Regions from separate parts of the Homo sapiens genome. Here regions 1, 2 and 4 are each linked to region 3. A link is a contact called in ENCODE Hi-C or POLR2A ChIA-PET data. All regions are on one chromosome and are shown on one strand. Each heading gives the region's core, a stretch centred on a gene start or an enhancer-like site at or near the end of the contact. The rest is flanking DNA. Distances are from core to core; before and after follow the strand shown.

The links. A loop is a pair of places that touch in the nucleus more often than their neighbours do. ChIA-PET counts read pairs that join two places held with the same protein, here RNA polymerase II (POLR2A). Pooled maps may share reads with other maps.
Region 1: a map of Right ventricle myocardium inferior shows a loop between it and region 3 (3-fold over the local background). The contact joins two enhancer-like sites. A Hi-C loop is called at or near these places in 4 of 168 maps with a recorded cell type or tissue (Right ventricle myocardium inferior, dorsolateral prefrontal cortex, heart right ventricle and 1 more) and 7 of 50 pooled maps. POLR2A ChIA-PET finds 5 or more read pairs at or near these places in 1 of 52 experiments (A549).
Region 2: a loop to region 3 is called in a map of left cardiac atrium, with 2.8 times the contacts of the local background. The contact joins two enhancer-like sites. A Hi-C loop is called at or near these places in 5 of 168 maps with a recorded cell type or tissue (adrenal gland, dorsolateral prefrontal cortex, heart right ventricle and 1 more), 1 of 37 single-sample maps with no recorded cell type and 16 of 50 pooled maps. POLR2A ChIA-PET finds 5 or more read pairs at or near these places in 1 of 52 experiments (A673).
Region 4: a loop to region 3 is called in a map of Right ventricle myocardium inferior, with 5 times the contacts of the local background. The contact joins two enhancer-like sites. A Hi-C loop is called at or near these places in 7 of 168 maps with a recorded cell type or tissue (Right ventricle myocardium inferior, cardiac septum, heart left ventricle and 2 more), 2 of 37 single-sample maps with no recorded cell type and 18 of 50 pooled maps. POLR2A ChIA-PET finds 5 or more read pairs at or near these places in 1 of 52 experiments (naive thymus-derived CD4-positive, alpha-beta T cell).

What each region holds. Positions count from the first base shown.
Region 1 is chr9:89,660,233-89,666,961 of GRCh38, forward strand. LINC03062 (long intergenic non-protein coding RNA 3062) reads left to right here. Exons shown (of 6, transcript NR_024280.1): 2 at 4,696-5,150. Among named protein-coding and RNA genes, the nearest start is that of LINC03062, 24 kb to the left of the region's middle. RefSeq lists enhancers at 1,541-2,077, 1,762-2,056, 2,078-2,615, 2,616-3,152. Within about 2 kb of position 1,884, at least 27 of the 41 ENCODE cell types and tissues checked have a DNase peak (open chromatin) inside an H3K27ac peak, as active enhancers do.
Region 2 is chr9:89,806,352-89,812,780 of GRCh38, forward strand. No RefSeq gene overlaps it. Among named protein-coding and RNA genes, the nearest start is that of LINC03062, 170 kb to the left of the region's middle. Within about 2 kb of position 1,970, at least 4 of the 41 ENCODE cell types and tissues checked have a DNase peak (open chromatin) inside an H3K27ac peak, as active enhancers do.
Region 3 is chr9:90,092,251-90,099,118 of GRCh38, forward strand. No RefSeq gene overlaps it. Among named protein-coding and RNA genes, the nearest start is that of MIR4290HG, 54 kb to the left of the region's middle. RefSeq lists enhancers at 1,234-1,403, 3,440-3,559, a cis regulatory region at 1,319 and a silencer at 3,620-3,669. Within about 2 kb of position 3,526, at least 2 of the 41 ENCODE cell types and tissues checked have a DNase peak (open chromatin) inside an H3K27ac peak, as active enhancers do.
Region 4 is chr9:89,754,841-89,761,496 of GRCh38, forward strand. No RefSeq gene overlaps it. Among named protein-coding and RNA genes, the nearest start is that of LINC03062, 120 kb to the left of the region's middle. RefSeq lists enhancers at 2,524-3,025, 3,026-3,525. Within about 2 kb of position 2,156, at least 3 of the 41 ENCODE cell types and tissues checked have a DNase peak (open chromatin) inside an H3K27ac peak, as active enhancers do.

The sequences.
Region 1 (6,729 bases), core at 634-3,133, 430 kb before region 3:
ACCTGAGGGCACCTTCTCTGACAGTGCCCTGACCCAAGGCTGCATGGCCCAGGAGCCAGTGGACCTGGCTGGTCTTGCTGCCTCCATCTGTGTCATCCCTGTAAGTGTCTCTTCTCTTCAGGCCATGACATTGAAAGGCTTTGGTTCCTCTTCTTAGCAGTTTCTACTTCTCCAAATATCTGACAAATAAAGGGCCATTGCTCACCCTGGAGGCCGCTCACCCTGGAGGCCGCTGTCCCCTTGACATCACATCCCCAGGCAGCTCCATGTAGAACTCCACTGTGAAAATGCAGCAGAGAGGCTTTGGCCTCATGCTATGTCATTCCCCTAACACTGGAAAAGACATCTGAGGCCACATGAGGCTGGTGAGCAACGGGTCTGTCTGCCCCGACCGGGCAACTCTGGCTTGCCACCCACATAGGACTGGCCACTTCCTGAGAACAGGAGCTCCTCACGGCCATATTCAGGGCTGCTGTCTCTCCCTGTGCTAAAAGACTGGGTCTCCGTTATGCCCCTAGGCCTCCTTGAGGTCCTTCTGGCCAAATGCAGAGTCCTGTTGGCATTGGTGCCATCAGTTAACCATCTCTGCCTCTTTCAAATCCTCTGCGCTCCTCAGCAGGGTGGGGGTGGGGATTGTGGGGTGCGGTCTCTTTCCTTCCTTTGTCCTTTAGGCCCTCCATGCTCTTGAGGTGCTGGGCACAGGGAGGAGAAAACTGGGTGACCTCCAGAGGGAGAAGGGAGCCCGTGAGTGCCATGTCGGGATGGGAGAAGCCAAGCCTCAAGGACAAGAAGCTGAAGGTGCAATTACTAGAATGCTTTGTATACTTGATCCTCTTGTACCAAGACACATGTGGCCCCCAGACTCATTCATGTATTTGATAGACAACTCTGTCATATGTCCACCAGGGGTTTAGAAAAACCCTGTTGCTTATTCTTGAATGGAATCATCCAAAAATGATGGGATATCACTTAGGAAGCATCATGTCTCAGCAAAGCCTTGTGCTCTCTAGAAGGACAATTTTGGGTGCATTAGAGCTCTTTCTGCATTGTTTTCTTAAAGCTTTCTGTAGTGTTTAGTGATGATATTTGGGAATCAAAGTACATAGTTAATTTGAATTTGCAATAAGAAAAACTTCTAAGAGGTAATACTTTTCTCCTTTAGCAAGAGAGGCCATGCTCTGCCCATGCACCGGGGGAGGGGCAGAAAGAAGGAAGCTGAGGAGCCTGCAGGAGACTGGCTGATTTCTCACCAGCTGAGCCCTCTGGACAGCTTTGTCCAGGGCTTCATGGCTGTGGAGAACAGATCCTGCATGCCTTTTGTCTTCTGTGAGCATCTGCCACTCTGGTATGGCCACCAAATGCTCTTCTCCCTGGTGCATGCCAGGGAGCTTTGCGCACAGCATTCCACAGATAGCATGGACTAGGGAACACACCCCAGGTGGACATGTGACAGGCAGAAGACTTGTGCAGCGTGCTGTTCAGGGCGAGTGTGCAAAGACAGGCCACCTCTTGGGGAGACGGCCCATAGCGCGGAAAGAAGTCATCTTCCTTTCCGGCCATTCTCTTTTTCTCTACACACGAGCCCTGCAATAGGACTCAGTGGCTGCCGCCTTCAGTCTGGGCTGGGCCACTCCTGCTCTCGAGGGTGGAACACTGAGATCTAAGGGCCTCTCCCTGTCATGATCCCTGTTTATCCTTCGTTGTGCTCAACACGATGTTTGTCATTACTAAAGCGCTCTTAAAATTGCATCTGCACGTCTGAATAGCCTGCTAATGCAGAGCTGCCCTTTGCATTCAACACAGGAACCTGCTTCTGCCTGGCTCTAGGACAACACTTCTTGCTGGGCTCCTGCCAAGTGCGGCTGGGCTGGGCCTGGAGCGACCAATCCACTGATCCACCAATCCGGAGGGCAGCCCAGGAGGAGCGGGATCTTAGTGGATGGACGCCCTGCCTGTCTGTGGAATGGCTTCTTCCTGGGGCAACCCCGAGAACAAGAGGGAAAACAGCCTCTCCCCCTCGCCTCCTGCCCTCCTGCAGGCAGCCACCTCCTCAGCTAATTGAAAACAAAAAGGGACGCAGTTGTGAAATTCAGCCCCCAGCGCCATCATCATCTCCTGCGGGCTCAGGGGGCTCCTCACTGTGTTTATTTACAAATCAGCACATGTTGTTTTGGCCACGGCAGCAGACAGTGACCCCAGAGAGGGAGGTCCAGAGCACTACACAAATTGCACAACACAAGCAGGTCATCTGTCCCCTTTGCTGAAGATTCCTAAGAAAACAGAGGCAGCTGACTCTCAGGCCATCTGGAAGCCACCCTCAGGGGCCGAGCGCTCGGGGGCGTGTACGCCAGCCTTGGGGGTGCTATCCGGACACCAACAATGTCACTGCTGCTGCCAGCCTCAGTTTCTCCATCTGTGAAGGGCGCATGGTTGTGGTGGTGGGGCGGGGGGTGGTGGTCAGCATGCAGTGATTAGCAGCCACCTGGGGTACTCTACCGGGCAGGCGTCTGTGCTGTGTCCTATAGTTTCAGCCGCACGTTCTCTCATTTTACAGATGGTAGAGCAGCTGGGTGGCTGCCGATTCTCGCCCTGCCCATGGCTGCCCTGGCCTGTGGCCGAGGCTGTGATGAAGGGCAGCCTGTTCTGTGCGACGCAGTTAAGCAAGGTGTCCGGTGGGCTGCATTGTGACCGGGTCAGCCAGGCCCTCCTCTTTGTCTTGCTTCTGCTGGCAGAGCTCACAGCGCAGTTTCTGCATGGAGGCTGCCGGAGTTGCTTCCTGCTCCGTGCTCCCACACCGTTCTTCAGCTGACCAAGTAGTGACAGCAGGACTCCAGGGTTCTGTCCCTGTGCGGCAAAGCACACACTTTCAGTGCTGCGGTTGATGCTTGAGACGCTCAGTGGGAGGTCATTGCTTGGACTAGGACTACAAGTCCAAGCACAAACGTCCCCCTGAGGTGTCACCTGGGGTGTTAGGAGTGGGGGATGGGAAGAGGAACAATACTGGGATGGGGTTCTTGAGGAGACTTTCGAAAGGATCTAAGAGGAACTGACCTCTCCACCTCCCCCAGACTGTGCACAAAGAAAATGGGCCCAAGAATCCCCAGAACTGGGCTCCGAAATCCTCACTGTCTCCTTGCTGGTCACCAGCAATTGCTGTGACTCACTCTCCTGGTGCTTCTGTGGGCCATCTGGGCACCTTGGGGAAGTCCCAGGGATCCCCAACAGCACTCCTTTCTCCCTGTATGTTCTATCCCACTGCCTTCCCAGGCGGGCCTGGAGGGAAGAGCAGTGGCCAGGTGTCTTCAGGGTCCTGCAGGGCTGATGGGAGTGGTTTCTGTGGGTACTGTGGCTCTCCTGTGTGGGTTTCCTGCCCTGGGCTCTGTGTGTGGGCCTTGATGGGCACTGGGCTGTTCTTCTACCTTGTGGCACCTGGCCCTGTAGAGATGACAATTTCTGAAACAGGAGCATTTCCTCTGAATTCCAAGGAACTTTGCTCAAGGGCCAACTTTGCCTTATGCAGGCTGGAGCCTGAATGCTCGCTCTGCTACCAGCTGTGTGACCTTGTGAAAAGTCCTTAACTTCTCTGGGCCTTACTTTCTCATCGGGATAATATTACAAAAGGCTGCTTGAGAAATGGGATGCTTTCAGAGATAACATAGAATGAAAGCACCGGGCACAGTAAAATTCAACTGCTATTAGTTCCTTTCTCCCTTATTCAAGAAGGAAGGCAGATGAAAGCAGATTTCAGGAATGGCAGCTTGGAGAAGAGGAGAGGGAGTGGGGGTCTAGAAGAGGAGAGGCAGTAGGGGCTATGATAATCCTCTGACATTGGCTGAGAGCCAGCAGTAAGAAAGAGAAACAAGCTGTCCTTCATGTACCCACTGGCTTCTTCCTTGCACCCTCGGGTGCCGAGCTGAGCTGCAGACACCCAGACCTGACAGCCCTTCCTCCAGAGCTGGCGGTCCAGGTGGGGAGTGACATTTGGCTGATTTCTGATTTTGAAACACAGAAACCAGGAGAGTTGAGTTAAACCAGGTTTACCAATGTGAGTGGCTTATTGGCTATAGGTGCCCCAGCCAGGTATGGAAGTCCAGAGCTGGAGGGTGTGTGAGCTCCCTGAATGCAGGGCCAGCCCTGGCAGGCGAGCACACAGCTAATGGTAATGGATGGCATAGGAATACGGAGCCAAGGTTTCTGGCAAGAAAACAATGAAAAATGCACTATCTCTGAATTTTTCTCTGGGACTCAGTTGAATTTTAGTGGTCATGACCAGAAATGAAATTCAACCAGTTGACTGATATTTTTAGAAATGCCTCAGGCTTTATCATCTCAACTCTGGGGAGTGAGTATCCCAGAAATCTTGGGAGTGTGGGTCACAGCACCTGAATGTTAGTCCTTTACACCTGTAACATCAGAATTATGGATTCCTGGGTTCCCCTTGCAGAGATTCTAGTTGGGTTGGAGCCTGGGAATCTGTATAAAAATACCTCCCCAGATTTGGAACCACTACCATAGACAATTAAGCAAAGAATGAGGTAAGGCATTCTTTTCTCCAAAATGTAATTTTCTGGGGCCCTGCTAGAGATGTGTCACCTTTCTAGGCCTCTTCTCTGGTGGGAGCTCAGATCCTCCTGAGAAGGGCACGAATGAGAGAGACTCTGACCTTTCCCTCTGTCCTTTGCTCTAAAAACACAGCCCCGTTTAACCGGACAGAGGATGACTTTCTTCTCTGGAGTGCTCTGGGTCACGCTTGGGGACACATGAAGGATACGCCCTCCCTTTCAGGCTCCCATCGCACGTTGAACCTGGCTTGTGAACACAGCCCTCTGGGACACTACTAGGAACAAAGTGTTCCGGATGCTGCAGAAGCTCAGCTGCCACCTGGAAAACCTGTTTGGCCACTTTAGGTCCAGATGACGGGAGCCAGTCCGGCTCAGGAGAACAGAGCTGGCCCAGTAACACCTCGCTTCCTCCCTGCTGCAGAGACCTGGGAGGGCCCTGCCCAGCACAGCACACTGGAGTGGCCCTGCGGCAGCATCTGGGCTGCTGTACCCATGGTGCCTCCCAGCCCGAGGGGCTCCCGGCAGCTCTGGAGACTCCTGCTGTCACGTCACCTGGCCCCTCACCATCACCATCCTCATCTCTCTTGGGTGGGTATGTCCGCACCATTCCTAGCCTCATTTATTTATTTATTTATTTTTGAGACAGGGTCTTGCTCTGTCACCCAGGCTGGAGTGCAGTGGCACCATCTCGGCTTACTGCAACCTCCGCCTCCAGGGGCTCAAGTGATCCTTCCACCTTAGCCTCCTGAGTAGCTGGGACCACAGGTGCACACCACCATGAGCAGCTAATTGCATTTTTGGTAGAGATGGGGTTTCTCCATGTTGCCCATGGCTGGTCTCGAACACCTGAGCTCAAGTGATCTGCCTCCCTTAGCCTCCCAAAGTGCTGGGATTACAGGCGTGCACCACTGCACCTGGCCTCATTTAAAGACTGAGAAAACCAGATCCCAAGAAATTTGCTCACTATTGAGGATAGCTGTCAGCAGACACCAGATTTGGGCATCGAGTTAGCAAGCTCTGGCCGTGTGCTTGAGTACTAGCCCAAAAAACATCCCCAGAGTCATTTGTAGAATGAGTTCTTCTTACTTACCCTTATTAAAAGACTTAAATGTGCATCAATAGTTCCCACAAAAGCCTAGTGTTACTGTTTTAAATACTGAGTTCGTGAGCCAGTCAAAGATTGGGGCTTTCGCTGGTTCATTAGCTTGTTTCATGTTTGGAAGGAGACCCACGTTTATGTCCAGAATGTGATATTCTGTCTATGTGCTGATCTTAGTTTGGAAGTGGTTTGAATAAAGCCAGAAATGCCAGCATATTTAGTTATGAATCCTGGTTTGCAAAGGTGCTGACTTTGGTTGTCCACAAGATCATTGGCCCCATAGCTTTACCTAACCGTCTTACACAACTGTGGTCTTCTCTGTGGGACTTAGAGGAACATCTGAAGAGAGGAGCAAGAGTGGGTTGGTTGATTACCGACAGGGCAGGGGCACAGTATCCCATTTGCATACTCATATTCTGGAAGTCAAGGGGCCTCTAGAACAAAGATGTTCAGTACTAAGCAAAGTGGGCGAGAAATGAGGAAAAAAGGTGCAATGTGCAGGGAGCAGGGCTGGGGCCACTGGCGGGAGAGGAGGCCTCCTGCTTCAGAACCCGGTCATCCAAGTGCAACTCTTTAGAATCCAAAACACGTGGATGCAGGGTTGATGGGTAATTTACAGGTTTCGGCCAACATGTGAGGGACTCTCCAGTGCTTTTGAGCTGGCCTGGGGCCCACGCTGCTGGCTGTGGGAGGCTGGCGTGTCAGAGGCAGAGCTAACCAGTTGCCTGCTTGGATCCCCAGGCACTCAGAACAGGGCTGACCTTTTTTTGTGCATGGCCTGGGTTTTGTGCTTCTGCACAGGTTTGGCCACACAGTCCAGGGGCTGACAAAGGGGACCCGGAGGGGCCACCAAAGACTCTATGCCTGTGCTGAGGATGGAGTTTAGGAATCATGGCTGGGCATGGGCGGTGGCAAAGGGCTGGCCCCCACTTACCCTCACTGCAGGGCTGGGTTCTGTTGCCTGCGTCAGCGCTCACCGTGGGAGTGGGTCTCAAAGGGGCATGCTGGAAATTTGTGGGGGCATTTTTTGGTGGAAACAGTTACCATAGGGACTACTGGCTTTGTGGT
Region 2 (6,429 bases), core at 720-3,219, 290 kb before region 3:
GGGGAGCCTGGGAACCCAAACTGTGCTCTTCCTTCTTCTTGGTCTCAGAAGAGTGAAGAACCAGAGGGAGTGGCAGAAGACTTTCATGTGAGAGACTCTGAGGTTGAGACTTGGACTTTATTGTACAATAGAGCATTTGGCTGGCCTTTGTCTCCGGTTCCTGGGAAGGACCCTCTAAATCCTTGGTATTTCCTGAGTGATAGGATGTCTTTGTTACTCATGGTAGGCCCCTGTGACCACACCAGAATTCATGCTAACAGGAAGACTCGGGATGGGGGCTGGTCACACCAGAAAGATCAACATGTGACTAGAGAGTTGGGGCTCTGAGCCCCTATAAGTCTGGCCTCGGGGAGGGGATGTGGCTGGAGATTGAGTTCAATCCCATAGCCATTGAATCAATGAAGCCTACATACTGAGACCCCAATAGGCACTCTGGACACCTGAAGTTCAGCTGAGCTTCCCTGGTTGGTCATACATCCATGTGCCAGGACAGTGACATATCCTGAGGACATGAAAACTTCATCCATATTTGGAACCCTCCTAAATCTCACCCTCTGTGTCTCACATTGCTTGCATGGTCCTGAGATGTATCCCTTAGAATTGTGAGTATAGAGCTCTCCTGACTTCTGTGAGTCATTCCAGTATGTGATTAAACCTGATGGGAACCCAGCATATGATTAACCCTGATGGGAATTTGTTACTAGCTGGGCAGAAGTGTAGGCGGTCTGTGGACCCTGAGTTCATGGCTGGTGTCTGAATTGAGACGCACTTGTGAAGAAGTGAGCCTTAAGCCGAGAATTGGACCTAAAGTCTGCATGGCAGTGTCAGGGTGGCATGGCATCCTTTTGGCCTCAATGTGACCATGTCTCAGTCCTGACCTGGTGCTCCTCATTGAATCAGAACCCATGGGAAGCCCAAGTGAGGAGATGTACCCTCGTGCGGGGGCTTCCTCCGGGTCAAGCATCCTTGGTCATAAAGTATACCTTCAAATGCCCTTTGTCAGGTCACTTACAGGTCTTCCAAGGTTAAAATATTTGATAGTGACACTAAATACTAACGTTAAGAGAAAACACTGTCACTGATAGACATCTATCTATAAGATCTTGATGAGTCCAGCATTCTAGGATCAGGGACCATGTGGCATTTGGCACAGAGTTTAGTGTGGCCTTGTCTGTCCCCGGGGAATTTATTTTCTTCTCTGCAAGTTTCTTCTGAACTGTGTTTATATCTGTGTTAGAACACTAGTCACAAGTAAATGCACATCCTTCTTCTCTTATGGACTGCTTTTGTGGGCAGAGGAGGGCAGGTCTTTATGTTTATACCCCTTGCAACATTTAGTGAATTGGATTTAGGAAGGGGTGGTTTGGTGAAGACTCCACAAAGAAAGCAGTAGGGCCAGAGAAAAAAAAAAGCCAGTACCACCTGGTAGAAATGGCACTGTGCAGTTCACTACCTTAATGTGTGCACAGAGTGGTGGTTCAATCCAGTTACCCCTGGATGACCTCAGCATTTCCCCAGCCCCAAGAGCATCAGTAAACCTGAAGCAAGTGAGGCTCAGGCCCTGAAAATCTCCCTCCGTGGTCTTGAGCCCTGGGTGTTTTTTTTTCTGCAACCTTCACTGGTGGGTCACTTCCTGGCAGAATAGCCATGGGGAATTCTTTGTCTCTCATTGTTGTTCAAAGTCCTTTAAAAAACAGAGTGTTTTCGCCCAACCCTGGGGTTCTGGATTCTGCTTGCCTGTATTTCTGTACCTAGTCAGCATCAGGCAGAAACTGACCATTCAGGAAGAGAGACAATCAGATGTAAATGTGTTTTCTGCTACTGCCTCTAGGGGAACGTTCTTAAATATTCTCAGCCAGATGACCTTCCCTCCCCTGCTGTTTATTGTTTTTCACTATCAAATGTTCCCCCAGCTGTGGCAGCTGGAGTTCAAAGCTGTCCACTTGCAACAGAGTGTCCTTGGTGGGTTTTCTGCAGTTGATTAATGCCTGACAGCATGTGGGTTCCTCCAGGCAGTGGCCCTCTGTTGGATTCTTCAAGGCAAATAAGAATCTGCCGGAAAGAAGGCATAAATCCTCCCTTGCACTGTGCTGTCAGCCGTTGAGTCTCGCAGGTTTGCTTCTGTAGAACCAGGAGAGTCAGGTCATTTGAGTGTTTGTGTGCCCAGGGTTATGCCTCTGTGATCCACCAACTGCGTCTCCAGTGCGGCCTGCACCATACAAGACAAAGACCTGGAGATGAGCCGTCCGGCTCCAGCCCCTGCCACTTCATTAAAGACTGTCAACAGCCTTGATCTATCTGTCTGTGTTACCTGATCCCGCACGCTGATGCGCGGTAAAGGACTCCCGTGCTGGAGACCATAGTGTAGGCTGTCAGAATGGAATTTTGAAATTGTGGCCAGACACAGCTCACTAAAAACTGTAATTAGTGGGTAGACAGAAAAGCCTCATCACCCAGGGCCTGGTTTTTTTGGATTGGTTGGGCCATGCCCATCACGCAGGGAACATTGCAGAGGCATGACTGGGGGCTTAGATCACGGCAGCCCACTTACCCCATACCCCATACCCAGTACATGCCCCACTGAGACGGCGACCATTAGAATGTCTGGAGAAACACGGAGGATGGTCATTGGGAGCAGCTCAGCTCCAGGTCGAGCTCCCATTGGCTGCAGAGGTAGCTGCCTCAGGCAGGCCCTTGTGCAGTGCGGCCTCTCTCCGTGGGTGATGCGTCTTTGTGATGAGCCATTTCCACCACGCAGACCTTGAGCACAGTGAAACAATAAGCCAGCGATTACTCAGTACAGCGCTCAGAGGAATTCCAGTTTACTATCAGCAGTCATTAGCCCAATCGGTAATGATTCAGAGAAGGGGGATATTGAAGGCACTGGCTATTTTTCTTCCTTTTTTTAAATTCCGGATATTAATCTTAGAGAAGCACAAAAAAGCAATCTCAAGAGAGGTCTCAGGTGAAGCAGTCTTTACTGAATAGAATCACAGAGACTGTCTTGACATAGAATTGGGCTTTGGAGAGACATTAAGCAAGGGTGACGGACACTGCAGCTGCATAGTGTTGATTGCAGGAGATCGATTGGACAGCCGGCTCTGCTTGTCTGCCATTGTGGTAGACTGTATTTTCCAAAGATGATCATACCTATCTAAAGCCCATCCTCCACTGGGTGCGGGGTGCTGTGTTCCCTTTTTTTGGACCTAGGCAGGCCTTTGTCATTGTTTGAATCAATACAATATGGCAGAGGTGGTGGTGTGTGCCTTTTGTAACCAGATCATCAAAGTCATTAGTTTCTGCTTTGGTCTCTTGTCTCTCTCACTCTTAAGACACTTGCTCTTAAAACCCAGCTGCTATCTTCTGAGGAAGCCCAGGGCACAAGGAGAGGCCACATGTGGGCATTCCAGCCAAAAACTGACAACAAGCATGGGCCACCAGATCTACAAGGAAACATCCTTCAGATGGTTCCTGTCTCTGCTTTGAGTCCCCCAGTGGAGGGACCAGATACCATGGAGCAAAGACAGGCCATCCTGCCACTCCCTGTCCCAATTCCTGACCCATAGGAACTGTGAGAGGTGATAAAAGACTATTGTTTTAAGCTATGAGTGTTGGGGAATGTGTTATGCGGAGCAGATAATAGATTCACCTGTCATATCTAGTGGGTGCTGATTGCCCATGTGCCTGAGCATAACCCCATCTCATATGTTTGCAAAGAACAATGCATGAACCCAGTGCATGGCAGGAATTCAGGGAGCAAAATGAACTTGATGGTTACCCAAGCAGGCAGCAGGAGCTTGGTTCCTGGGTGTGGCTTTTGCGCCCCTGGTTTTAGCTCCAGGGATATTCGTCAAAAGTGTTTAAGGCAAGAGTCAGCCCTGCCTCTGTAGAAATAACAAAGAAAAAACAAATGGCAGGGATAGACAACCCTAGTGGGAAAACACAGATATATGAGTTCCATAGTCACTCAGAGAAATGAAGGGATGAACAAAAGCCCTCATCATTCAAGTGACTTTTCCTAAACTCTAAATAAATCTCGGCTAAACACCCAGGTGTAGGGGCAGTATCCATCACATTCTCAAGGCAGTTGTTTTTTAATTTTTTTTTCCGGGATTAAGATAGAAAATGCTTCAGCTTTCCAAGGCAAAGCGTTGCTGCCTGCATTCTCTGTGTGTCATGTGGCCTCAAGCACACCAGGGGTTTTCCTGGAGTGTGTCCTGGCAGTGAAGAGGCACGCAAGGCATCTGATATCCCAGCACCCACAACTGAACATTTTTATGACATTCGCCCAGCTGTACCTTTATAAAGATATTATGCAGGTTCCGAGAGATTAAGCTTTCCTTCCCAACCAGCTGCTGTGGAATGATGCCCGGCATATGGAGGACAGATAGAATTTCCCACCCTGACATGTGCCGAGAAATTTGACTTTAAAAAGTGTTAATCAGTAGCTCAAATCATCAGCCATGCATGAGGGCAGGACAGCAGGAGTCTGGAAGCTAAATCCACAAATGCATGGGGCCATCCCTGGGTGATCCAGAGAAGGAAGTTCATCCATTCAGTCACATTGAGCATCTCCTGCCAAATGAGGGGTTCCCTGCTTGCTGTAGCTGCAGACCTGAGTTTGAATCCTATGGAGACCTGTTGCTTTGTTAGAAAGTAACAGAGATGTCTGGATGCAGGAATCCGGAGCCTGGTGCTGCCCCGCACTTCATAGGTGTGGTCTTGAACACACTTTTGCTCCCTTCTGGCACTGGGCCTCATCAGAGGGGCTCAGTGAAGTTTGGAGATTGAGTTTGTTTTTCATCTGGATGGACTGCCACCTAAAACATTTCAAAGAGCCCTTGTTTGTCCATCTTCCAGGAAATTTGTCCTGGAGCCTGACCATTCCTTTTTTTGGGGAGGCACCTCTCAGCAGCAAAAGGTGAAGTTAGGGGTGGCAGCACAGGGGTTTGGCCTCAAGAAAGTGGCTGGTGCCCCTGGGATGGTGGCCAGCAGTGAGGAGGAGCTGAGCAGGGGAGGAACTTCAAGGTTGGTTTCAGGTCTGGGGGCTGGAAGTACAGACATGGGGATGGACAGTTCTAGGCTTCGAGGGAGCTGCAGCCCTGGCAGGGGAAGAGGGCTTCATGTGGGAGGGTAGTCAGGGGCCGTCACTGCAGAAGCTGGGTGGCCCTGTCACCAGGGTAATGGACCACAGATAGCAGATATGTCCAGGCAGCTGCAGAGAACATGCTGGATTGCCCCTTTCCAGAGTGCGGGCAAGGCTGGCCTGGCAACAGCCAGGGATCCCCTCCCCAGGTATGAGGTGTGGGCACAGAGCCACCTTCCTCTCCAGGTGCAGGGTGGGATAGGGGAATTGGGGCCAGGGAGGAGGGCTGGGAGCAAAGAGAGGGGGAGGTAGGGGAGGTGAGCTGGGGTGGGGAGGAGGAGGGGATGGGGGTGGAGAAGGTAGAATGAAGAAGAGATGGTGGGGTGGGGAGGAGGGCCGGGGATGGGGAACCTGTGGAGTCCCAGGTGGGGAGCCCTGGGCCAGGCTTGACAATCTCTGTCTCTTTCCAGCCATGAGGTGTGGCTACTTTTGCTTTTTGTCTCTAATGCTGAGAAGAAACACCCACAGAGAAAGTAGACATAAAACCCTTCAGATAACAGGGGGTAGAAATCAAACACACATCCTGTGACTCTGCTGTGCGGGAGGACGGTGCCCCCACCTCCAGGAGCCCAGCTGTAGGGGGGAATGGAGGCTGGGCTCAGCACCGCAGCCCCCATGCCCACCTGCACCCAGGCTCACTATGCAGACTGCTATGTGCGCTGCAGGAGCCAGACGGATGCTTTCTTGCAACAGGCTTGCTGCAGATGGTGTAACCCGTCTGAACGTTCATCTTGGTGGATGAGAGGCTTTCTCTGCACACAAAGCCTGAAAGAAGCCCCTCACTACCTCTCTCAACCATCTCCACTGGAGATGAAGCTTCTCAAGCCCGGGGAAGCCACGGAACCTTCCAGATACGGATGTCCCTTTTGTGGGGTACATTCTGCTCCACAACTGGACAGGAGGTTGAAGCCTCACTTGGCCTGGGGTGCTGACTTCCTCAGGGTCCAGGTGAAATGTAGGGAAGGGCCCTGAAAAGTTAGTGCTGAGAAAGAACTAGGGAGAAAATGTTTTGAACCTCAAGCCTTCCAAATCTTGTAAGAGGCTGGAATACATTTATGCAGAGTCACAGAGAAGTCTCCCAAGCCCAATCCAGGCCATCAGTGTTTTGTGTTCCATTAAGACTGGCACATTTGGAGAAGTGGCTGCTGAGCGTGTGGGTTACGGGGGTACAACTACCCTGGCATGTGGATGGCAGGTGGCCAGGTGGCTGGTGGAGCTGACCTCTGACCTCCAAGGTGTGGCTGAGCCCCACGAGCCAACACTGCCTTGAACCACAGCTACAT
Region 3 (6,868 bases), core at 2,276-4,775:
GCCCTGAAAGCAAAGTCTGGTTTTAGCTTAACTCCCATCTCAAAGTCTAAGTCAATTGCCAGTTTAGCTAACATACACTCTGATGGGATGAGAAGAGGAAAATGCAAGTTCTAAGATGTGACTTTAACTTATTCAGATCATTTTTAAAATGCTTAATGTAAGTCCATCACAGTTTCGTAAGTTTCTCCCCAAAATGTTTCTCAGAATGCCTTTGCAATGAAAATGTATTGGGTAAGATCTTTTGTCTTCAGATATATATCAATTTATTTCTTTTGAACTCCAACTGCCAAAAGAAAGAAAAAGAATAAAAAGGAAATAAAAAAGAATAAAAGGAAAACAAGATATGTATTTCCCCCTCTGTCTAGACATCCTGCTTCCCCCAGGCTTCTAGTAGAAACCACAAAGGGAGAAACCTCAAACCCCTGAAAAGCATCGCCCCGGAGTGGGGAGGAACATCTTACCAGGTCTCCTGCCACCATCTTCAAGGTGCTAGGTTTCCGCAGCAGTCATAAAACACAGCTTGCCCTGAGCTGTGAGAAAGGGGCTACAGAAGCAGCTGTTCAGCTGCTCACCTGGATGCTGTCCTGCCCCGCAGCCCAGCCTAGGGGAGCTGGACAAGGTCAGGCACCAGCTGCATTCTCTGGAAAGCAGGCTTCCCTTCTGGCATCTCAGGCCAGATAGATGGTCGTAGTTCTTAGGAATAAGGCCTGGGGAGTTGCACCATGGACCAGCAGCAGAGGAGGAGGGAGGAAGCTTCTGCCCAAATGACCATGGTCTGTTCCATGGCTCCAGGCCCAGCTGACTCCACTGTACCAACAGGAGAGGGACGACTTCCCTGGAAGTGAAGGGAAGGGAGTGGCAGAGCGGCAGCTCCGGCAGTATGTCCATGCTGGAAGGTTGCCGGCCCACCAAGAGGAGAGTGGGACATGTATTAAATCTTTGTGGCTCCTGCTCCCAGGAGTCAAGGTCATTGTTCAGTGGAATGAAGGCCAGTGTGCTGTGACAGCTGGGCCTGTGTCCCCAGCTGTGCAGGGCTGGGGTAGGGGGAGGGGCTGAAGCCACCATCCAGGGGCAGTCACTATTTCTGAGAGTGTTGGCAACACAGGGTCTTTAGTTAATTAGATGGGCTCGTGCCCCTGCAGCCCAGTGACCCTTCATCTCGGGCTGTCACCCATCCATCCATTCCATTTTTTGTCTGTTCAGGCCACTCATATTTGCTTTTTCTTCAAACACTAAGACAGGTGATGCAGCACTAGTTGGAATTCCCCATGCAGCCCTAGCTAAGAATTCCCTGGCCTCCTTCACGTACACTCACACCCCTCACATGTCTCTCTCTCTCTCTCTCACACACACACACACACACAGACACTCTCTGTCATACAACATTACCTCCTGATGTCCTCTGAGTTTTGGACTCTTTTCTAACTACCTGCATGGTAGGATGCTATGGCAAGAAAGTAAGTAAGGCGGGTACCCCATTCCTTCTTCTTTATCCATAAGCTGCCCACTAGCACTCCCAGTTCCTCGCTCTGGGGCCCCCTGTGGTCCCACCGGCCCTTCAGGGGCTGGCTGGGTACATGTGGTGTGCTGGCCCACGACTTCCCTTCCGTAGAGCCGAGAAACAGCCATGCTGCATGCCGAGGTAATGATCTACACCCTGACCCAGTGAAGATGACTCCTCCCTCCGTTTCACTGCATCCACCATTAACACTGATGCCAGAGGGACAGAGGTGGTCACGCTGACTTTCTGAGGGACAGATGAAAGGACGAAGAAGGAAGGAGGAAAGAGACAAATATTTATTGTCCACCTAATACAATATTTTTCCATTTTTGGGATCTACAGCCCCAAGTAAGAAATACATTTGTGTATGAGATACAATGGAAACAAAAGTGTCATGAAAAGCTTACCCTCACTATGTATGATAAAGAAAAACTATAACAAAGTTAACATCAAATATGACACAGAAGATTTAAATACAAACCCCCAGTAAATCATTTAGAATCAACAACAACAAATCAATTCGAACAATGACCTACTGGATTGATTTTCCTTTCCACTAATGGGTGGCAACCCACATTCTCAAAACCGCGGCATCAGTCTGGGCCAGATGCTACCTGCAGCACGTCTCATTTAACGCCCGCAAAATGTATTTGAAAGCGGTATTAATAGCTCCATTTTACAGATGAAGAACCTAAAAGCTCAGTCAGTATAACTGACTAGGGGAAACACTTCACCTAATAAAAGCCAATTTGGCATATAGCGCCATATCATTCTTGTCCCTCTCTCGACTTCCAAGGCAGTGGGCATGTCCCCTGCTTGGGGTGGGGTTGTGGGGCGGCGGGACCGGGGTGGGCGGGGGGCGGGTAGCAGGAGCTTCCTGACCCTGGGTCGGCTCAGGGTCTCCACCAGACCCTTACATAAGTAAGGAAAAAGGTCAGGTTCACTTGACAGCAGCCAAGAAACATTGCAGAGTAAGACAGTCCCCTCTTTTAAGGCTTGGTTTTGTGTCCAGCTAATGGGCACATGCTGCGTCCCCAGGGCTAAACCAAAGCCTGTGCCTGAGAACGGCCTGCAGCCTCTGCAGCAGCCTCTGCAGCAGCCTCTGCAGGACTCCGATGCTGCAGGGTTAGTGATGAAAGTCTCACCAATCCAACCTAGAGCACTGATTCTGCAACAATTTCTTCAGTAACTATTTGGGTTTTTTGTTTGCTTGTTTTCTGATGTTTTTTTTCTTTGCTCCGATTTTCTAATTAGCAAGATCCATAGCACTGTAGGTTTAATCTTGTTTTATTAATAAAAGGAGTATTCCCAAATTCAAGACTGAGCTGAAGTTAGTCCTTTATTTCTTTCCAGAGTTTGCTTTTCTAGGGGTCTTGCAGGGGCAGGTGCTGGTCCTGCTGCTGAGTGTGGAAAATAACCTCCCCTACCAGATGTTCTCTTTCTGGGATTTAATACAATGTTTGAGGATTTAATACAATCTGAAATAAGTTTGAGGAGTGAAGCTGAAATTATTTCACAGAGTCCCTTTCCTTCTACAGCCCCTCTAAAAATTCCACTTGGATCACATTTTGTGTCCAACAATACACTGGGCTTAAGAAATCAGGGTGGAAAGGAGGAGATCACACACTTCTGGGCCTTATGTGGATAATGAGCTTGTTCAGTGCTTCTCAAACCTCAGCTCATCTGGGAATCCTCTGAGAGGTTTGTTCCAACACAGATTGAGGGACCTACCCGAGTTTCCCACCCACCAGGTGTGGAGTGGCTGGAATTCACATATCTGACAGGTTTACTGGGGCTGCTCCCCATCTGGGGACCCACTTGGAGAACCATAGATCTAGTGAAGAGTTTTCCCCTCATGAAATGACTTAGGACTGATCTGAAGCTGAGCCCAGGGCTCCAGGCGCTCCTGCAAGGTGAGGGGATCACTGTGGGCCATGGCCAGCCTGTGTGAAACTGTGCTTCTGCAGCTAACTTTGCCTTCTCCCAGGCTTGTTCCCTCCCGGAAGCTGGAAGCCAGTGATTGACAGGTCCAAGTGCACCCCCACCCTTGCTGAGGCCAGCCCATCTGTTGAAGCATATGCTCTGAAACCCACAGGCTTCTACCAGGAGCTCATTATCTACAAATTACTAAGCTAGCAGCCGTGAACAGCTCCTCTCTGCCCGCGACAGTAAACCGCGCCGGCTGCCGCTCTGTCGCTGCTGAGACACAAGTCTGACAGGTGCTACCCAGCACCTGCCCCGAGGTCCTCTTCCTCCCTAGCTCTGTCCCACTGCCTGTGGACACTCGCAGAGAAGTGTTGCACAAAGACACTTCTGATCTTAATATAACTCTCAGGAAATTTGGCACTGACACCTTTCTCTGTTTTGGTAGCAATTATTAGTGACAATGAGGACTACATCCTGCACACTGTTGGTTTTCTTATGTAGAGCCTATTTAACATTGAACAGGGATGTCTCAGAAAAAGTCAAACCTGCAGATGCCCTCCAAGCCCTGGATAGGTGCGAGGCCCCCAGGGGGGCTGTGACTCAGGACCCTGCCCCCTCACGGAATCAGAAGACGTCCTGGAGCAGCCCTGGGGAAGACAGCAGTTGCTCGGCTGGCGAGCTTGGGGTACACCTGTCCACCTTTCTCCCCTTTGCTTGAGTTTCTTTGCTGGAGTTAGGTCACACAAACACCATTACTATTAATGTATTATTATTGTTTGAATGTGTGGGAAAAAAGCTGAATAAGAGGGGAAGAAAACTATCTTTTTCTGTTCAATATGCAAATAAGTTCAGTGTGAGTTGTCCGAAAGAGCTCACACAGTTTGCAAACTGGCCTGTGTGTGCACTGGGGCCACACAGTTACCTACACCCCAGGCAAGACACCTCAGAGGAGTGAAATTCTCCTGTACCTCATTTTATATCAACCATGGCTCCAAGCAGGTCCAGTGCCTTCCAGATGATTGCTTTTCCCTGGTTGAGCAGGGAAGAGGGCATGGTCTGCGCTTGAGAGTTGTATGGTTGAAGATAGCACCTTGAAGGAGATGTGAATCCCTCCAATGATGCATACACAGGTAGTTTTTCTAGATGCCCTGTTGGTCTCCGGAACTTGAAGTTATGGGAACTGCTCTTTGGCGCCTGATGGGGTGGAGAAGTTGAGTAACCACAGCTCTGTAGACAGGTGTCTGTCTTGAAAAGAAACCTTGGCGGCAGACCTGAATGTCTTGGCATGCTTGGCAGCCCCTCAGAGGGCAGCGAGAAGTCAGGAGCTGCCTTTCTGGGAGAACAAGTTCCCTTCCATGATAAATAGTGTCTAGAGTCTAACAAACGTGTTCAGTGTATCTATATGTGTCCAAGCCAGGGCATCTCACCTGCGGCCTGACCCTGGAGTAAGAGGAAACCGGATATGTATAGACTGTGACACAAATAAGTAAGGAAAAAGGTCAGGTTCACTTGGGAGCAGCCAAGAAGCATTGCAGAGTAAGGAGGTCCCTTCTTTCAAGCCTTGGTTTTGTGTCCAGCTAATGGGGACATGCTGCGTCCCCAGGGCTAAACGAAAGGAACAATGGCACCAGCAGGCTTGTTCCGAGGTAAGGGGTAACATTGGCACAATGCGCCCAGGCCCAGAATGTGGGTGAACGAGCACAGTGCTTGCTGTCTCCCAGGCTCCAAAATAAACAAATGCACACTAGGGATGGAACCGAGAGGCCACTCAGGGGCAAGTTTCTCAGTGTTCCTATTAGAACAGTTAAGTGTTGACACCCCAGCTCTGCAGAGCTGCTGTGGCTTATGCTGTCTCACTTTCCACAAGACCAAGGGGCCATGCCAGCAGCCAGGAGCCTGCAGAATAACTCCTGCAAGACTGGACGATGGACTGGGGGGCCATTGGCATAGGGAGCTGGCGGGGGGTGGATGCTCATGCACTGTGCCCTCCAACTGGCAGAAATGCCAGATTCCCTGGGTTGCAGGCTGAGCTCCGAGAGGCTATTGGAAGGTGAGGAGGAAAGAGCAGGCATCAGCCCGGATGAGGGGATGCCAGAGCAACAGCGGTTCCCAGAAAACACTGTCCATGCCGGCAGCATCAGCAGACGCTGCTTTAGCTTAGAAAGCCTTCCCAGGCACATGATCTCACTTAATTCTCCTAATGCTCTTGGGGTAGGTAAGGCAATGTGTCCATTTTATAGAGGAGGAAGTGGGGCTCCCAGAGACCCATACAGCAGCAAGCAAAGTGTGCTCTTGGGCATTGTAACCCCTCCAGGCCACAAAGGCACCTAGGTGTTTGTGGGTGTATCCTTCCTTTCTTCCAACGCCTTGCTTGTCTGTAAACCAGCTCGCATTTATATCTGGAAGAACTTCATTATCAACCTGTCCCAGAACCTTCTTATCAGATGCCCCAGGCTAAAGGATTGGGGCCAGATTTTTCCATTGTCCTTTCCAAAGAAGATCAGCTCAGTAATAATTACCCCCCACCACCAGCAGAGAGGTTACATCAGGGCAGCTGGCAGTGGAACCCTGAAAGAGTGCGGCTGCACATTCACCTGTCCACAGGTGAGAGCGGAGAGTGGTGCCACATACTCAGCTAGCTTTCCCCAATCAATGGGAGTTCATAAAAACAGACTTAAAGGCAAGACACATTGCTTTCTCGCTGGCCAGTGACAATGACAGAAAGCACAGGAGCTTAGAGGAGAAAGGCCCTCCAGCCCTGCGAGGAGCCTCCATAGAAACACACACCAGCCCAGCTCCTCTCCATGTGACGGTGACCCAGATGGGAAGGTTGGGAGTGAAAGGCTGGGCGGCAATGATGCCCGGCAACTGTCGCTGCCCAGGGTTCGGGCCTCTCTGTGCTGTTGCTGAGAAGCATGGGCCCTGGTCTCCAGGGGCTGGACTCACTGAGGGCTGAGTCTGCTGTTCTCACTTGAGTGCCGAGACCCGGCAGGCACTGCTTCCTAATCCAGCCGCTCCTCTCCTCCCTGTGGTGTCTGTGAGGCAAGGGCTCCCCAGAACACCTGTGCTTCACGCACACACACCACATCACACACAGCACACATCACATTACACCACACAGCACACACACCTCACATCACACCACATACCCCACATCACACCATACACCACACATCCCACATCACACCACACACCACACTCACACATCACATCACACACCCCACATACATGCAGCACACATGCCACATCACACCACACACCCAACATACACGAACCACACACACATCACACATATCATATCACACCACACACCCCCCATATATATGTGCACCACACACACATCACACCACCCACCACGCACACATCACAGCACACATCACATACACACCCCATACCCCACACACCACATACACATCACATACCATCATACACCACACCATA
Region 4 (6,656 bases), core at 906-3,405, 340 kb before region 3:
GTTCTGAAGTTCGGAGTATTTAAGTGCTTCCAGTGGACAGTCACTAACAGAGGCTGAAGGCCCAGGGGCAGGCCACCCTGTCCTGTAGATGCCCAGAGCTGTCTCTTCTAAAGCTCAGGATCTAGGCCACATCCACGAGCAACTCAAGCCAGGAACCAGGTGTCACCCTGACTTCTTGCCCCTGGGTCCTGGCACCCCTGCATTTTGGGAGTCTCCAGATGCCACACCTATCTCACTGATGCTCCTCCTCAGTGAAGCACAAGACAGCTTGCTAACTGTTGTGTTCACAACCATTTTGCATGACACCAACCTGGTTCCTCCCTAGCCCTTCTCAACATCAGTGTGATGGTGTCACCCACCCTTAGGAGCCCCCATACCTCTGCTGCAATGTGTGTCAGTCTTGATGTTGGCATGGCACCTTAGTTCCTTTATTCTGTTAACATTTTATTATAAACACTTTACAACATGCAGAAAAGCTGACATAATTGTACAGTGAAGAATTGTGTTCACAGTGTAGGTGGACATCCTCCTGACAACTGGATCCCATGATTAACCTTTTACTATCTTTGCTCTACCACATGTCTCCATCTCTCTGCCCTATCACCATGTCCATCTCATTTTTTTAATGCATTGCATGGAAGTTTCAGACATCAGTACATGCCACCCTAACACTTTAGCATGAATGTTATTGACTAGATTTCAGTATTTGTTAGCAGTTGTTTTTTGGGGGGAAGGGGTCAGATTTTCATTCAAAGACATGAACATATATTAACAGAACAATCTGATGTATTTAGGCAAATGCATCCGCTTCCATAATCCAAATTCTATAGAGATATAGGGCATCACCATTGCCCTAGAAAGTTCCCTTCTGCCCCTTCCCAGCCAATCCCCACCTTCAACTCCCCAAAGATAACACTGGCAGCATTTTGTCAACATAGCTTAGCTTTGCCTTTTCTGGAAATTCGTATAAACGGAATCGTAGAGTATACACGCTTCCGGTTTATTGATTCATCTGTGTGGCCGATTACATGCATCTGCAGTTGGCTCCTTTTAATTGCTGAGGAGTGTTCCAGCATACAGAGGTAGTGCTGCGCTGTTGATGGATGCCTGGATGCTTTCCAGCTGGCAATAGTGAGTAACAAAGCTGCTATGTGCCTCCTTGCACACATCTTTGGATGGATGCTTTCGTAATACACATGGGTGAAATGGCAGTGTGCACACCAGCCTCTTTGTGACATGCCCCTTGCCTACTTCTCAGCCACACAGCCCTGGCTGCGGAGAAGCCCTGAGCTGTTTCTCATATACCAGATGCTGTTTCATATGCGAGGACTGTGTGCGCCGGGTCCCCAACCTCTGACACTCTCACTCTCTTCTGGGTGTTCCCTCCTCCGTCATCTGTGTTCCTGCAACAAGTTCGATTCCAAGGTTTTCCTTTGACTCCAAGGGTTTCCTCTGATTCCAAAGGTTTCTTCTTGAAGTTATTCCAGGAAGTGCTGGCAAGTGTAGGACGTGCATGCTATATGTGATGAGCTGTCACCACTGGACACTGGGGCACAGTCCCTGGAGACCTCAAGGGCAAGCGCAGAACTGGCTTTGGTGTTGTCTTCTCTGGAGGCTAAGAAGCTGGGGAGATTACCCTCTGACTTCTGCAGTGCCTCCCATCACCAGCTTTGTTGCCCAGGCAGGCTCTCAATCAGTTCCCGAACCCACCCGGAGAGGCTGAGTGGAGTGTGCAGGGAGCATCCTCAGGCAGAGCCCGGCATTGCAGTAGGGCCTGCAGCTCTGTGGGAAAACAGAGACCCAAGGTCAGGCTAGCAGGGCACCCACAATGCAAACCACACCTTCTCCAGAAGCCTCCCCTGACCACCTTTTGCGTATTCTTTCCTCTGTGCTCTGATGTCACAGGGCACATGCATGCCTGGCGGTGCTCGCTTGTGCCAGTTGCAGTGGTCTGTTGGTGAGGTTTTCCCTCTCAGCTGCAAACTCCTCAGGGAGTCTCTCCATCTCTGCACCCCCAGGACTCGAAACAGCCCTTGAATGCATCAATTCACTTGTACCCTTACCACACTATCTATTCTGTCCCAGGAGTCACCTTCTACAGTGTCCTGTCACAAAGGTTTGGCTGGGACTGCTGGCAAAAGCCACTGGCTTGCTGCCTGTCCCTCCCTGGCAAGCCAGGCCTGTGTGCTGTGTGTGTAACCTTTGACAAAGTTTGTGGTCTAAAGGTTATGCTGACTGGGCTGGAGGTGAGGCGAGGACAGCGTGTGTTGGAGGTTGGTGGAGTTTTGCCAACTAGAGCAAGCTTAGTGCCACCCCCTCGCTGGGCCCTGTTCCCTGAGGAAAGAGCCTATGGTTGGCTCTTACAAGACCACAGGTCAGTCTGTGCCTTCCTGTGTGCGTCTCACCCTGGTCGGGTGGGGTAGAGTGAGCACAGAACTAGGCACATGGTTCCAGGCCGCTTCACTGCTTCCTTAAGGTTGAGAATGTCCCCCAGGTCTCTTGTGCCTGGGATTAGTGGAAGCAGGTCCTGCTGGGACTGCAGCTGGGTGCCCTGGTCACCAATCCAGCTTCAGGAACTGAGCTGGATACCTGACACCTTAAGTGGGGTCATTTGCCCTATGGACCCACATCTGGGCACAGGGCCATTTCGTTCTCAACTCTTTTGTCAGGAAATCTTTTCGTGTTCTACTCACTTGGTGATTTTGTCCATTCAACACAGGTTTTTGGAGTCCCTGGCAGGGGCTTGGCAGATGCTGTGATGTATTGGTCCAGGGAATCGGCTTCCACCCGCAGCCCCAAAGCTCTTTCTTTCTGGCATCCCCATCCATGAGGGCTGGCTGTAGGTCAAGGTGGGGTGCTGCACCCTACACCATCACTCAGAGATCCACGGCCCTTCCATCACGTGGCCCTGCCATCCTCCTGGGCCCTGGGTTTCTCAGTTGGATTCTGTGAATCCAGGAGGTGAATGAGGAGAAAAACAGCATGGAGGATCCCATGGGAGGCTTCAGGGCCAAGCCTGAGTAAGATGCGCGTCACTTCTGCTCACAATCAATTTCCCAGAGCTTTCTCAGGACCCCCTCCCCACCCCAGCCACCCACGAGGCTGGGAAATGTGGTCTCCAGGGCTGGAGGGACACGTGACATCATCCTGGCCACACGTGGGGAAGGTTAGACCCGCCTCTCGGCCATAGGTGGCTGATGATCTAGTGAGCAGGATGCGTCCACACCCTTGCTGGTGACACTGCCTATGGAGGGGTATGGGCCCTGACAACAACAGCCTCATTTTCCAGTTCCTAGGTCAAGAGACAACTGTTTCCAATGTAAACATTCTTAAATAATTCTAAAATTAATTCTCACTTGGTTATACATGTAAGGTATTTTCTCCCAAGTGGTGCTGCACAGCAACAGTCATACCTGGAGAGCTTCCTGGGGAGTGGCTGGCAGAGTTGCTGTGTGGTGGGGTTGGGCTGGGACACTTGAGCTGAGCAGCCAGCCAGGGCTCTGTGCCGTGTCCCCTGCGTTTCCACAGGAAGGACTGTAGGAGTGTGGGCTTGCCAAGGTTACGAGGTGATAGGACATTTTCACAATGGAGCTCTTTCTTATATGCAATGTCCCTAGTGCAGCTTTCAAAAAATAGGATGAAAACTCATTTTTTTTTTTTTTCTGAGGCCGAGTTTCACTCTTGTTGCCCAGGCTGGAGTGCAATGGCGCCATCTTGGCTCACTGCAATCTCTGCCTCCCAGGTTCAAGTGATTCTCCTGTCTCAGCCTCCCGAGTAGCTGAGATTACAGGCATGCACCACCACGCCCGGCTAATTTTATATTTTTAGTAGAGACGGGGTTTCTCCATGTTGGTCAGGCTGGTCTCAAACTCCCGAACTCAGGTGATCTGCCCACCTCAGCCTCCCAAAGTGCTGGGATTACAGGAATGAGCCACCACCACGCCCGGCTAAAACTCATTTTTAGTGAAAAAATAATATTGCATCAAGTCAGGACTACTCTCATTGGAAGTCTAGGACTTCAGGTCTCCATATGACCAGGGAAGGGGAAGAGGAGATAGGGCCCTTTCCTGGGAGAGGGTTTAGCTCAGGAAGTCTGTGTCAGATCTGAGGAAAGGCTTGCGGGGATGAGGAAGAGCAGCAGGCATGGGTTGTGCAGACCCAACAGGTTACTAAGAATGGAAGCAAATTCTCATCAGGCCATGAGGGCAAGGGCAGAAACCGAAGCGTCTTCTGTCGTCACCACGTCTCCCAGGGAGGATGAGTTCTGGCTGCTTTGATACCGACAGCATTTAGGAATCAGAGATTCTTTTATGCTTTACAGAAGGTCTAGGGAAGTTTTTATTAACTGAAAATCAGTAATTTATCCAGCATGGTAGATAATAAAAAATATGGGCAGAATAAAGTGCAATAGTAGCACAAAAACATTTTTTTGAATCAATAAAATGTTAATAATTGCAAATAAGCTATTTTGCTTCATAATCAATGGAAAATACTGAGAAATGTTAGAAATATTCATTTATTAGCTATCGCAAATCTACAGGATTTTATTTCATTTGGAAGATATTCATACCTGTTACCCAGAAGTACAAAGGACCCTTTGGGATGCTTTGTGGCCTCAAGATCTTTTCTGTAACTCATTGGCCTTGAAATCTGTCCTAAGATCATGCACACTCTTTGCAAGATCCTGGTCAGTTTTCGTTTGGGGCTGATGTCTGCCATTAGTTAAAAATCCAACTCTTGATTCTCTACCCTCAAAGCCTTCCCTTGGGTAGCAGCACAGAGGGCTTTGCTTGAGTGACAGTTCCTGTTGTTTTCCTGTTCAACAGTTCCTCCATTCCCTCGTGTACCCAAGTAACCAATGATGGTTTAGCAGCGAATGAGCAAAACACAAACCAAGCAAGACAAAATACCGTCCTGTTGACACAGTGGCGCTGTAATTATTATTTATCCTTCCTGCGCCCCCAGGCTATGATGACGCTGGAAGAGGGACCAGGAGCTGTGTCTCAGATTACCATTGCTCCAGGAGCCGGTCGCTGAAATGACAGACAGGACGGACATAGCAGAACAGTGGTGGACAACCATTGACAGAGAATCATAAGTAGTTCCATTGCCATAGAGTCCCTCAGGAAATAAAGTCTTATCTATGCCTGAATGCACGAGGCTATATAGATATCCAGCTGTTTCATGATGAATTCAAAGAGCCAACATATTTCTGGAGAAATGGCTCTCCAGCTGGAGATGGCCGAGCAAGTCTCTGGGAGCAGTGGCGTCTGAGGTTGGGGAAGCTCACCATGGGGGTCTGTCATGGGTTCGAGAGTGGGGAGCACATGCCTGAATGACTTGGGGCAGTGGATTGGGAGGGGGTACTATTGACAAGGTAATGATGACCATGCTTTACTGGTCACTTTTATCACTGAGGCAGTAACAACAAGGCTCTGAGGCTGCTGGGTCATCTGGAGTTGGGTAATAGTGCAACATGTATTGATTTTGGATTAGCCAGGATTCAGGTTAAGGAGTGTTTTGTTTCTTCCCCAAAGCAGCTTTCTCTATGCTTACAAAACAAAAATAACATGAAACTCCCAGTTCTGCAGCTTCGTCGGATGCTGTCTCACTGCGCTTTAGGGGTGCACCTGGCCTGTCTCCTGCCAGCCTCACCTCCATCAGCATTCCCACCCGCGGGTGTCCATAGGCCCCATTCCTGCTCCTGCCCTGGTGTCCCTAAGCAGCAGACCTTTCAGGTCCCAGGATCCCCTGCTTGCCTCTGACCTAATGTAGAAATTCTGGCTGAAATGGAGGGTATGGGGAGTGCCTTTTCCACTACACTTGTCTGTTTTGTTACCTGGTCCCCAGAGCTGCCAGACATTTTCATGGAGAATGTTGCTGTTGCTGTTGCTCTGGAGCCCTGCTCATCCTCCCTGCAGAAGTCGGGAGCTGTAGCCTCTTTTTGACATCTCTCTCCTCCAGGTACTTGCTACAAAATCCCTTCTCCTTTCCGCCAGGCAATAAACAAAACCAAACCCTACTCAGGGACACCCGCTCACTCCTTCCTTCATCGGCCAGAGTGGAAATCCCAGTTTGGTTTCAGCTGAGACCTGTTACAAATATATGCATAACTCTTCATAAATGACCACGTATTGCACATTTATCTCAGTCTGTCATCATGATAACTCGATACGAATGTTTTTATTTTTGTTCTAAACCCTCCTACTTTCTAACATAGCTGAGAATTCGAAGGTGCGGGGAAGACAAGCTCAGGATCACACATCCATGGTCTTATCGAGCAGGGGTGGTCTGCATACATTTCACGAACTTTTTCCTTTCTAATTTTTATAAATTGACCACGAACAGTTCTTTAAATAAGTCTTATATGAAGAAAATATCGATTTCATGGACAAGGCAGTCTTTTTTTTTTTTTTTTTTTTTTTTTGAGATGGAGTTTGGCTCTTGTCGCCCAGGCTGGAGTGCAATGGCGCAGGTCTTGGCTCACCGCAATCTCTGCCTCCTGGGTTCAAGCGATTCTCCTGCCTCAGCTTCCCGAGTAGCTGGGATTACAGGCATGCACCACCACGCCCGGCTAATTTTGTATTTTTAGTAGAGACGGGGTTTCTCCATGTTGGTCAAGCTGGTCTCAAACTCCTGACCTCAGGGGATCCACC